2 separate regions of the Homo sapiens genome follow, and region 1 is linked to region 2. A link is a contact called in ENCODE Hi-C or POLR2A ChIA-PET data. All regions are on one chromosome and are shown on one strand. The core of a region is the stretch at or near the end of the contact, and the rest is flanking DNA. Distances in the headings are between cores, read along the strand shown.

Evidence for each region. A loop is a pair of places that touch in the nucleus more often than their neighbours do. ChIA-PET counts read pairs that join two places held with the same protein, here RNA polymerase II (POLR2A). Pooled maps may share reads with other maps.
Region 1: a loop to region 2 is called in a map of astrocyte of the cerebellum, with 3 times the contacts of the local background. The contact joins two enhancer-like sites. A Hi-C loop is called at or near these places in 9 of 168 maps with a recorded cell type or tissue (GM23248, astrocyte of the cerebellum, chondrocyte and 5 more) and 2 of 50 pooled maps. POLR2A ChIA-PET finds 5 or more read pairs at or near these places in 2 of 52 experiments (activated CD8-positive, alpha-beta T cell and activated CD8-positive, alpha-beta memory T cell).

The regions. Positions count from the first base shown.
Region 1 is chr18:460,911-467,159 of GRCh38, forward strand. The region is part of intron 2 of COLEC12 (collectin subfamily member 12); the gene reads right to left. Among named protein-coding and RNA genes, the nearest start is that of COLEC12, 37 kb to the right of the region's middle. Within about 2 kb of position 3,526, at least 2 of the 41 ENCODE cell types and tissues checked have a DNase peak (open chromatin) inside an H3K27ac peak, as active enhancers do.
Region 2 is chr18:357,965-364,391 of GRCh38, forward strand. The region is part of intron 2 of COLEC12 (collectin subfamily member 12); the gene reads right to left. Among named protein-coding and RNA genes, the nearest start is that of THOC1, 93 kb to the left of the region's middle. Within about 2 kb of position 4,840, at least 4 of the 41 ENCODE cell types and tissues checked have a DNase peak (open chromatin) inside an H3K27ac peak, as active enhancers do.

The DNA of each region.
Region 1 (6,249 bases), core at 2,276-4,775, 100 kb after region 2:
TGCTTTAATGTCTTCATGGTCACGTTTCTATTTGTGTGATGAGCTAACTTTGAATGAAGGTTGGTTGGTTGGTCAGTCAAGGCTCACTGCTTAAAGCTGACTGGCATGTCTTTGACTCACCTTCTCACTCAAGGAACAAATGGATTCCTGGTCTTTCTGCAGTGATGAAAATAATTGCTAATAATCGGCTGAGTTTACCCAAAGGATGTTTAGACTGATTAATTTTATTTTTCCAGTACTTCAAAAAACATGCCTTGAAAATCATCTATAACAGCATTGTCCAATAGAAATATAATGCAAGCCACATGTGTAATTTAAATTTTTTCTAGTAGCAATATTAAAAGGTAAAAGGAAACAGGTGAAATGATTTTTAATAATATATTTTATTTAACCCAATAGACACCAAACACTATTATCTCAACATATAATCAACACAAAATTATTATGAGAGGTTTTCTTTTTTAAAATTTAAAAATTTTAATTTTTATCTTTTAGAGACTGGGTCTTGCTCTGTCGCTCAGGCTGGAAGGCAGTGGCCTGATCATAGCTCACTGCAGCCTCAAACTCCTGGGCTCAAGCAGTCCTCCTGCCTCAGCCTCCTGAGTAGACAGGACCACAGGCATACACCACCATGTCCAGCTAATTTTTTAATTTTTTAATTGAGATGGGATTTCACTATGTTGCCCACACTGGTCTTGAATTCCTGAACTTGAGCAATTCTCCTGCCTTGGCCTACTAAAGTACTAGGATTACAGATGTGAGACACTGTACCCGGCTAAGAGATTTTTTTTTTCTTTCATCTTGTCTTCCAACTTCAGGGTGGAGTTGAGACTTGCTGCATATCTCAATTTCAAGTAGCCACATTTTCGAGTACTCAGTAGCCACATGCAGCCTGTGACTACCATACTAGCAAGCTCAGGTACAGCACTGCCCTGTACTCATATAACAGGAACTTAGGGAAGGTGGAAGAATAAGAATGTTATCCAGGCTACATGGTAGCAAACCAAAGTGTATTGAGATGTACAGATAATGAGATGGAAATGAATGACGTCATATCTAAAACCACTCTTAGGTCATTCCAATTCTATCTCTTTTTAGTTAATACACATCATCCCAGTACTACAGCAAAATAATTCAAGCTGGTCTTTTTCCCTTTTTTGGTGAAGGGAATGAGGATACTTAATAATGAAGTGGTGGAACCACTTTGGGATACACTCAGGCAGTTCCTCCAAAGATTAAACACAGAGTTATCATGTGCCTCAGCAATTCCGCTCCTAGGTATATACCCAAGAGAATTAAAAACACAAGCCCACACAAAAGTTCACAGCAGCATTATTTATAATAGCCACAAAGTAGAAACTACCCAAATGCCTACCAATTGATGAAAATGGATAAGTAAAATGTGGTCCGTCCATGTCACGGAATATTATTCCGGATTTTTAAAAAATGAGGTACTGCTACATGCCACAACATGGATGAAACTTGAAGACATAAGCCAGACACAAAAGACAATATATTATGTGATTCCAGTGATATGAAACGTTCAGCACAGGCAAATCCATAGAACCAGAAAGTAGCTTAGTGGTGGCTGAGGATGGAAGGGTGAAAGGGAGTTGGAGGGAAATGAAAAGTGACTGCTAATGGATACAAGGGTTCTTTCTGGATGGATGAAAATGTTCTAAATTGATGGTGGTAGTTGCACACCTCTGGATTTGCAAAAAACTACTGAACTGGTACACCTTAAATGGGTGAATTTTATGATACATAAATTATATCTCTATAAAGCTGTTATTAAAAATAACGGAGGAGGACTCCCACCTGGCCTGTGAGGTCACCCCACACCACATGCATTTGATCAGGCTTGCCATTTTATCATGAGGTTGAGCATGTGACCACATGGATATGGATTTATAAGCATTCTACCAAGACAGACAATTGTTGAAATGTTGAAGCCTATACGTTTCTTTTACTTGAAAAAGGCAAAGTAGGGTAGCCCCAGTTTAATTTCTCCCCAGCTGGAGTTTATTAAGAAACATAAAGTGTAATAGCTCAGATTCAAGCCTTCCTCAGCAACAATGGAAGAACAAGGTTTTCTGATAGCTGTTCTCTCAGGAGAAGCGGGGGAGTCAGGGAGAGGGTGGCAGGTTCTGAAGAAGCCCAGGCTGAAACCGAGAGGGTTCACTTGATCCTGCCATTCCCACTGGCCTCCTCCTTAGGCTTCGTACCCAGAAAAAGCTTCCAACCTCTGCAGGCTTTCAGCATCAGCCCCTCTAGAAAGTGATTTACTTACCCTTGGCAAAGTAGTCATTGATTTTCATTTCATTTCATACTACCTTCATAATGTTTTGTTTTAGCCTTGGTTTATTGTTTCATTTTCCCCCCAGTCATAAATGTCTCCATTATTATACTGGCACACGGGTGAAGCCATAGTTGCTTAGTAATAAGTGCTTAGCATCTGTACCCAACTATAAATTGTTGCATTTGGCCAGAACCAACTAATTCAGAAGATCTATATCAATTAAAATCAAGAAAGTAATAAACCACACACACACAGAGAGAAAAATAATTAGTTGCTTAATCATCTCAATGCAATGAAAGGTGGCAGCATGTGTCGTAAACATGAGTGTGGGGATTCCTGTGGGGGCTGGGAGTTCGCTGAGACTGCACAGCGGGGGCTCGGCTCTGTTCTCTCCCCACCTGACCCTTCGGATCTCAGTGGACAGATGCTATCAGTTACACAGTCAGAGCCAGCGACATCTCGGAGTCACAGATAAAAGTGTCTTGTCTTTCGTATCTTTCTTCTCTCTCACTTCATTCCCGTTGTCACACGTCCATCACCAGCTTATTCACCGGTGACAGCCACAGCCCTCTTCCCCTAGCCCCCAATTTCCACTTTCTCTTCTTTCACATAAAACCATGTAGTAAATTAGACTGCTCCGTGAAAAGGCTGTCAGAGACCAGGCATTTTAATCAACTCAAGTTGAAATTCTTTTGCCTTGTTTTCTAGCTCACTAGCCTGGCCCATTCCCTGCACCTGCACCCTATGCCCTACAGCTCCACCCCCAGCCCGAGCTCCAGGAAGGAAGGTTTTTGACTGGTTCCCTTTCTTGGTTCTTTCTCTCCATCCCCACCCACACCCTGAGCTAATCCCTGCCTGTCCGCGTGTGCTCACTAGAGGCCCGCACTGCTGCTGCGCTTCTCCTTTTCCTTTCCCAATTTCCTCTTGTCTGGACTCATCTTTACCACAAACCTCCACGGATACACTAACTTGTATTATCTGCTATTGTTCCATGCGAGTCACTTTTGTCCTCTTAACTTGGCTGTAGCAACCTTGAGAGCAGAAGTCATGAGTCACTATTCTGCAGCCTCCTCAGCATCCCTAATAAACACAGCATCTCGCGACAGTCTATCACTTAACAATGGATCCCAGAGCTGGGTGTATGTATATGTGCTTCCCTCCTTTGAATGGGCCGCAGTCCATTTCCCCATGGGACAGGCACTAATGCTCCTCGTTGCTACTGGTGTACCTTCATTCTGTTTCCTCAGCCTTAAGGCACTTTCTCCCACTGACTGTCTGGGGACTTCCTCATTTTAATGCCTCTCCCTTAAACAGTCATCCCTCTTTACTGCTTTCTCTGAATCACTGGTTCCCCCCACTTTCTGCAGAATTAATAACTTCAGAATCTGGCTCCTCTATCCTCTATTTCCTTTCAAGCATTTCTCAAACTACAGTAGAGATACGTTGATCTTTTTTCTCCCCGGCTAGACTGGGAGCACCATCAATACTGGTGCTATGTCTTAGCAATTCAATCCCAGGGTCCAGCATCAGGGCCAGAATACAACAGGTACACAACATATACTGTTCAATCTCATCCAACGAACTCTCATTGTAAGGCCCAAGACTCAGGCAAATGAAAAGAACTCATTCCTTATTCCTATTGAGAGTTAGCAGGTTCACAGAACTTGGTTGGGGAAGCCCAGTGGGGTGTGCTCAGCACCAAGGCTGGGGGTGACACACTCTTGGGCTCTCCAAAGCTCAGGTTCTAGACGCTCCCATCACACTGGGGACCTCTACTTACAGGAAGTTTCTCCTGGGATCACATTCTCCCTCAAGCTTTTTTAAAGTTGACCCCTTCTTACCTGCTTTCTGGGAAGAAAGGGGAGATGGGAACAGACTTAAACAAAATTGTTAATTATGTTTTGTTTTGTTTTTGAGAAAGGGTGTCACTCTCACCCAGACTGGAGTGCAGTGGTGGATCTCAGCTCACTGCAACCTCTGCCTCCCAGGTTCAAGCAATTCTCGTGCCCCAGCCTCCCGAGTAGCTGGGATTACAGGCATGCACCACCACACCTGGATAATTTTTGTATTTTTAGTAGAGACAGGGTTTCACAATGTTGGCCAGGCTGGTCTCAGACTCCTGACCTCAAGTGATCCGCCCACCCTGACTCCCAAAGTGTTGGGATTACAGGCATGAGCCACTGCACCCAGCCAAAATTATTATGAAAAGTTTGTGTTTCACATTCTCCTTTCTGAGTTTCTGCCCCATCACTTGAAATTTTTATTTCCCAGTCTCAGGTGCTAAGATCCAAAGTTCCTTGAACCTTTCATCTCTCTGAAATACAAATCTCTTAAAAATAATTCACTGATTTCAGTTTGATTTTACAGGAAGAAAGTAACCTGATTAAATAATCCACCTTAAAGTACAGGTGACTATTAGTAACCATCATCATTTCTAAAATTTCCTAGTGTATTTATACTTCAAAAGAGGCCTATTATCTTAATTAATTTTAAGCAAAAAATAAAATAAATTCAAGCAAGGGTACTATTTTGAAGCAAAAGGACCTTCCCAGTCTTTCTAAAGGAGTAAATAGTTACCTATGGCCGGGCACAGTGGCTCACACCTGTAATCCCAGCACTTTGGGAGGCTGAAGCAGGTGGATCACTTGAGGTCAGGAATTCGAGACCAGCCTGGGCAACATGGCAAAACCCAGTCTCTACCAAAAAATATAAACATTAGCCGGGCGTGGGGGCACAAACCTGTAGTCCCAGCCACTTGGGCGGCAGGAGAATTGCTTGAACCCAGGAGGTGGAGGTTGCAGCAAGCACAGATTGCACCATTGTACTCCGGCCTTGGGGACAGAGTGAGACCATGTCTCAAAAAAAATAAAAAATAAAAAACTTAGCTGGGCACAGTGGCAGTTGCCTGTAGTCCCAGCTACTAGGGAGGCTGAGGCAGGAGAATCACTTGAACCCGGGAGGTGGAGGTTGCAGTGAGCTGAGATCGCACCACTGCACTCCAGCCTGGGCGACAGATTGAGACCTTGTCTCAAAAAACAAAAAACAAATAAAAAATTTTTAAAAAATGGTTACATAGACCAACCCCAGTTAGAGACTTCCAGGACCTTCAGAGCAGTTACGTGCTTCCTTCAATCTTTTCCTCCTGACACTAGAAGTTCCGTGGCCCTCCGCCTTCTCCCAACAGCTCCAGTTTGTCTCCTTCCTTTCGCAGACTATCCGTGCTCTGTTTCCTGCTTTGCCTGAATTTCAGCCCGTGTGCTGTGACTTACTGCTTGATTTGGGGTCTAGGCTCTGTCTCCCCAGAATCTAACTATAGAAAATGTTTTTAGCCCACACACAGGCACTTTCAGGGACAGGCTTATTAGATGAGGAGCTTTGGTAGGATTTAAGAAAGCACCTTGAGTGCAAAGCACATTCTAAGCACTCAAACCTGTTACTCTTCCTTTCTCAAATATATGTTGAGCTGAGGAATTGTTCCAGGTACAGTGGTGAACAAAACAGACACCATCTCTGTCCTCATTCAACTTACAATATAACAGGAAAAAAATACAGTTTTTTACAAAGTAAGGAATTATAAGTATGCAAGGAGCTGCTCACTCTTTTATTCCTAAGTCCCTGGCCCTTGAGAACTGAACAAGATGGCCTTATCCCCAACCCCAAAGCCTGCAGAACTTCCTACCGTGTCCAGCCCTGTTTTCCTCCCCTCCCCTATCTCTTCTCTCCTTTAGTACTTCAGGAACTCCAAAATCTTCAGCTCTCCTCAGCTGTGGGTGTACCTATATCCACCCAAGTAGTCAGTAAGGAAAAGAAAAAGACTTTCAATTTATCAGAATACACCCTTTCTAGGTGTTTGCAATTATAAATAGAAAATAAAAAACTCTAATACACTTTCTATTCCTTCTTTCCTTCCTTCCTGCCCTCTTTCCTTCCTTTCTTCCTTCCTTCATTCT
Region 2 (6,427 bases), core at 3,590-6,089:
CCTGTCAGATCAGTGGCAGCATTAGATTCTCTTAGGAGCGTGAACCCTATTGTGAACTGCACATGCGAGGGATCTAGGTTGCATGCTCCTTATGAGAATCTGACTAATGCCTGATGATCTCAGGTGGAGCAGTTTCATCCTGAAACCATCTCCCGCCCCCTGTCCATCCATGGAAAAATTATCTTCCATGAAACTGGTCCCTGGTTCCAAAAAGGTAGGGGACCACTGTCCTAGAGTGTACTTACACAGTCCTAGATGGTATAGACCAGCGGTCCCCATCTTCTTCCCCAATTTTTCCATGGACCAGAGTAGGGGTAGGGATGGTTTCGGGATGATTCAAATGCATTCCATTTATTGTGTACTTTATCTCTATTATTATTACATTGTAATATATAATGAAATAATTATACAACTCACCATAATGTAGAAACAGTGGGAGCCCTGAGCTTGTTTTCCTGGAAATAGATGGTCCCGTATGGGTGCGATGGGAGACAGTGACAGATCACAGGCATTAGATTCTTATAAGGAGCGCACAACCTAGATCCCTCACATGCACAGTTCACAACAGGATTCGCGCTTCTTTGAGAATCTAATGCTGCCACTGATCTGACAGGAGGCGGAGCTCAGGTGGTCATGCAAGTGATGGGAAATGGATGTAAATACAGATGATGCTTCACTCACTCGCCCACTGCTCACCTCCTGCTATGCAGTCCAGTTCCTAACAGGTAACTGGTCCATGGCCCTGGGGGTTGGGGACCTCTGGTATAGACTACTACACACCTAGGCTACATGGTATGGCCTGTTGCTCCTAGGCTCAAACCTGTACAGCATGTTACTGTACTGACAGGCAACTTTATTTCTGGCAACTTTAACACAATGGTAAGTATTTGTGTATCTAAACATAGAAAAGGTACAATAAAAATACAGTTTTATAATCTTATGGGACTGCCATCATCTATGCAGTCCATTGTTGACTGAAACGTTACGTGGCACATGACTGTAGTTTCAAATCAAATTCCATTATGATAATTACGATGATAATTTCAATAAAAATCTCTGTATGACAAAATATTTAAACATTCAAATTTACTTATTTCAGACACTGTTAGGCCTACAGCAATTCAAATACAACAAAAAAATCCTATTGATTGGTCCCTTGATGTTTGTTTCAGTGGCATGCTGAAGTTGGTTCCTACTGGCTTGTAAGAGCCAACTGTTAAATTTGTAAGAACTTTGAGAGCTGGTTGTGAAACTGTTGGTAGCTTGAAATCAGCCCTGCAGGGAGTATTTACACCATAGAAATTGGCAAACACCGCGAATTAGGATGGCCCCCATTCCCTGGCCGCAAACAACTAGTTTACCGGCATGCCACTGGTTGTAATGTATTATAACCTATGGCAGAAAATACAAGTAATCTTATAATTAACTGCCCAATATATAACAAATTTTGCATATTACATGTATACAAGAAACAGACAGTGACCCTTATATTAGTTATCACAGCGATTTGAATAATGACTGTAGAACAAATAGAAAAACCAGACACTTTTGATGAGAGGAGGTAAATTTTTACTGCTAAAAGGTCGTTTTTGAAAAACATTCTTGTCTGAGTGGTCAACCAGCATCAATGCTGCAAGTGACTCCAGAAACCTTTAAAAAGAGAATTTCCATCTGATAGATTAGAAACACACACAAGACAAAGACTGTGGATGTTTTAATGTGAAAATCACATTGTAAGGAATATCAGGAGATTCCCTGTTTTCCTGACCTGTTTCCCTATGTGTGTCTTACTAATAGCGTCCCCCAGGAGCAACAGCACATAAAGGACTGATCTATAACTGTGCTCAATAACTTTTGATGGGTAAGTCATGAGGATTAAGCCACAGTTGAAGTTTCTCTCCTTTGGTTTGTAATTTTACGCATAGTGCCCTTCTTCAGTGAAAAGAGTTCTTCAGCTGTGTTTAATGCAAAATGATGAGAGAAACAGCATATAACAATGACTTAAATTTAGCTTTCAGGGCTCAACCAATCCCTCTGGTGTTCAGCACATCCCTCTGGCTGTAGACACAAAGGGAGGAGGTGCATCTGTCAATTTCATGACTTAGAGCAGTGCTTCTCAAACTTTGGGGTGCATGAGAGTCACTTGAAGCAGTCATTAAAACACACTGTTTCTAATTCAGGAGGTCTGAGAAGGGACCTGAGAATTTGGATTTCTTTTTTTTTTTTTTTCTTTTTTGAGATGGAGTTTTGCTCTGTTGCCCAGGCTGGAGTGCAGTGGCACGATCTCGGCTCACTGCAACCTCTGCCTCCCGGGTTCAAGTGATTCTCCTGCCTCAGCCTCCCGAGTAGCTGGGATTACAGGTGCCCACGACCACACACGGCTACTTTTTGTATTTTTAGTAGAAACGGGGTTTCACCATGTTGGCCAGGCTGGTCACAAACTCCTGACCTCAAGTGATCCACCCACCTCGCCGCCTCAGCCTCCCAAAGTGCTGGGAGTATAGGTGTGAGCCACCACGCCTGGCCAAGAATTTGGATTTCTAAGAAGTTCCCAGGTGATGCTGATGCTGATGCTGATGCTGATGCTGCGGTCTGTGGACCACACTCAGGAACAATGCTTCTCAAACTTTAAAGTGCTTACACATCACATTGTTGAAATGCAGGTTCCGATTCAGTGGGTCTGAGGGAGGAGCTAAGATTCTACATTTCTGCAAGGCCTAGGTGGCAACTGGTCTGAGGACCACACTTCGAGGAGCAAGGATTTAGTTTAGAAGCTGGTCATGATGGATTGACCTTTGGTTAACCAATCCCTTGAAGGTGAAGCTTGTAAAATTAGACTCACTGATCAAACAGACCTAGAGTAAATAAACTTGTTTATTATAATTTTTCCATTTTTCCCCTCCCCTTCCTTTCTGTCTTACTTCCTTATAGCCACCTGTATGTCTCAGCACCGTCTCTTATGTCTAAAACTGACTTCAGTTCTAGCCCTGCCAAACCAGATCTCCAACTTCCACCCAACTTTTCTTATTGTACTCAACTCAACTACTATTTCTATCCCAATCCCTCAGGTGGTTAAACTCAAAGACACCATCATTTCTTCTCTTGTACTTATTCTCCAATTCAGTCACAGGCCTTGTGGGCTATTTTTCATCATGATCATCATCATCTACAGCTTATTGATGTTCACTTACTGCCTACAGTGTGCCAGGTTCTGAGCTAGATCCCTTACACACAGCATCTCTAATCCATAAAAGGACTGCAAGGGGGCATCTTGGTGAGAGCTGAACTGACACTCTATACAATGTTGCAGTCAGGACTCCAACCTGTGTCAGACTCTAGATGCCACGATCTCTCCACTAGGCCATGGTCCCTCTCTCTAGTCATCGTTTCCTCTCCATTTCCCCTGCCACCACCCTAGTGTGAGATCTTTTCATCTCAGTGGAAGCTTCCTCTTCCATTCCCACTGGAATCTAGCCTCACCCTTTATTAAAATACCACTGTCCTCATGACATTTGCTAAAAAGGAAAAAAACAAAACAACAAGCTTTCAAGAAGGCACTCTTAACTAAAGGATGCGCGCATGAACACACACACCCACACTCTCCCCAGCCCACCACACACACGGACCAGCGCATAAGCTCTCTGTAATCTGATGGTATAAAATGAAAAAAGACTCTTTACATCCAATAAGGGTGAAAATATTTTTGAAATTTAGAGAAAGGAACATATAGGTAGACCCACAGACACGCCACATTCCATGCTGAGAAACCATGAACTTGCTTTGGTGGCAACTGTGAAGCACAGAAGGGCGACAGACACGGGGTGCTGGCCTGACCTCCCGCTGAAGGACTGGGTGGCACTCCCATGGCTGATGGGCGGGTTTATTCCTTTTGGATTTTTGGACCATGCTGGGTGAGCTTCTTATGCCTCTTCAGGATGATTTCTTACATTCCACTAAGAGAGCCTCAGAAGATTTGGTTAGAGCAGAGATTATAGTAGATGACACAATCTGGGAGCTAGAAGGTTGTGCAGAGGTCAAGCGTCATTGTGTCATTGATGGGAAAAGAGAGGCCCAGAGAGGGGAAGCAGGATCAGAAGCCACAGGTCCTGACTCCAGCACACTCATCTTTCCCTCCCATCCTTCCCCGTGAGCTAGCCCTGTGGCCGCCAGGCATCTGGTGCATGTGGTATTCGTGCAGATCCAAGCCCGGACAGCTGTCACTGGTTCACATTCCAAAGAGCTGGGGCACTTCCTCACCGTGTGCATTTCTCACTGCTGACTCTATCAGCATTTAATCAATATCAGATGGCACTGCCTGGCCTCCCTTTCCACTTGACACGCTTTCTCTGTCTTGTTTTCCCCCTCCCCTGACTTCTTTTTAATAAGAATTCTGTTTTATCTTCCTCTCTGCCCTCCGCTGGGAGGACATCTGGCCAAACACACGGATGCCTACTACAAAGGGACCCTGCTGGCTCCTGTAGCTGGGGCACCCCCTCCTCCTTGAACCTAGATGGTTACAAAATAACATTCAAGAGAGATATCCCCCTGTTACCAGCCTTTGTAGTGTTTGTTTTCTTAGCATTACTTTCCAGAGCCTGGGGACTTTGTTCCCATGGCGGGGTGGGGGTGGGCAGGGAAGGAAGGGCTGGGGACTGATATACAGAGTGCTGCAGAGGAGAGATTTCAGTTCAGGAAGTGAAGCAGTGCTGCCCCTCACCATTAAGAGATCCAGCGTGCCAAAGAACCTGGCGCCAATAGCACATTTGAAATTCAGAGGCCTACAGGCAGCAAGGACCTGAAGGGTGCATGCCTTTCCGCTGCTTTTCCCTCTTGAACTATCTCCCGCTGAACTCCACTCTTGGCTCATGTTTTGAATGTATTTTCCAGTGTCCGAGTCTTTGTTATACAAAAAAGTGTGGGGGCCCAGTGAAGCCAAAATCGCTCTGGTTAACTCCTTGAGTATTCCATGGAAGTTCAGAATAGGCTGACAATTTGGTCCCCAGTGCCCAAACTCAAAGTCCCCTGGGCTGCCCTGGTTCCAACAACACATTTCAAGTAAGAAGCTGGCAGGGGGGGAATGGGGGCTGCTGATCAGTGAGCCGTTTGCTGGTTGGGGGAATAATTGAAACGCTCCAGGAATGACAGTGCAAAGGGCCAGAAGAATTCACCAGCAAAGAGAATTCCTTTCTGCTGTGGTTCTCCATAAAGAGCCCTCCCAAGTGCTGTGGTCCAGTCTCAATCCAGTCTGTTTTTCCGATCTTTTTGCAGAAAAAAAAAGAGTCTCCTTCACTCTCATATTTTTTTGCCATGTATATCACTGAAGGTGGGCTTGTGTGTTAAAATGGATACATTGCAGATCCATCCCCTTCCTTGGTAGGTGGAGGCCGGCACTGTGGGTGAGTGTGGGACACTTCTGGGCTATTTTCATGATCACAAGTGTCTATAGCTCAGTGGTGTTGCCATAAAGATCATGTTACCAAAGAGAAGCTTTAAAAAGGGTCAATTGCAAAATCCAGAAAACCACAAGTTTTGATCTGAGATTCGCAGTGAACTTTTCATGTGGTTTTTTTACAGTTATTAATCTACTGCCTGGTGGTATAGATTCCCATAAACCCATAAGAATGATTTGGCTCTAACAGTAAAACGGATGATTCAAATAAATTCCTATAATTAAAATGGCCCCAAAAGCAACAAAACAATAAGAGTTAACAACCCGGTTAGTTGCTTGAATGTTACGCAATATCACTGGAACAAAAGTTAAATACATAAAACACTTTATCCACCGAAATAACTAGCTTTTCCTTATGATGAAGGCTATTTACTAAATGATGAAATATGGAATTAGTAAAAAAAATTTTTTTTATTAGTGAGTAATTTAGTTCCCCAAATACAAATCCCAGCCCTGGACACCTTACTATGCCAAGTTTCCTAACGATGTGGATAGCCATGAAAACGGAAGCAGGACAAGAATTGGAAATGAAATCACTTTCTGTGCAAAATAAGTGAAGCCTCACAGCAGCTCTGTATTCATAAAGATGTGTTCAAACCGGAAAAGTTACTTAGAAGAGAGTTTTATGACAGCATGAACTCTTCGACGTTCATGCTGAACTTACATTCAAATTCTGTGCATTTACCAAGGGTATAGTTTGTTTTCATTGAAATTTTTTCATGTGTATAAAAAGAAAAGGCAGTCAGTTCTGGTTTGGTTTTATTGTTTTTTTTAAGATTATGCATTATTTATTTAAAATTTATAATTTATACCCTGCCTACTAAAAAAGAATTGTCGTAGGCAAAAGCCAGATGTAACGGTCCCACTCAGAGTATGCAGTGTCTGCCAGAATATATAGTGTCTCAAAAGAACGCCATTATTTTCTCTTTGTGGTTTTTATAAGAAATCCTTTATTAGATGAACTGTCCACAAATGCTT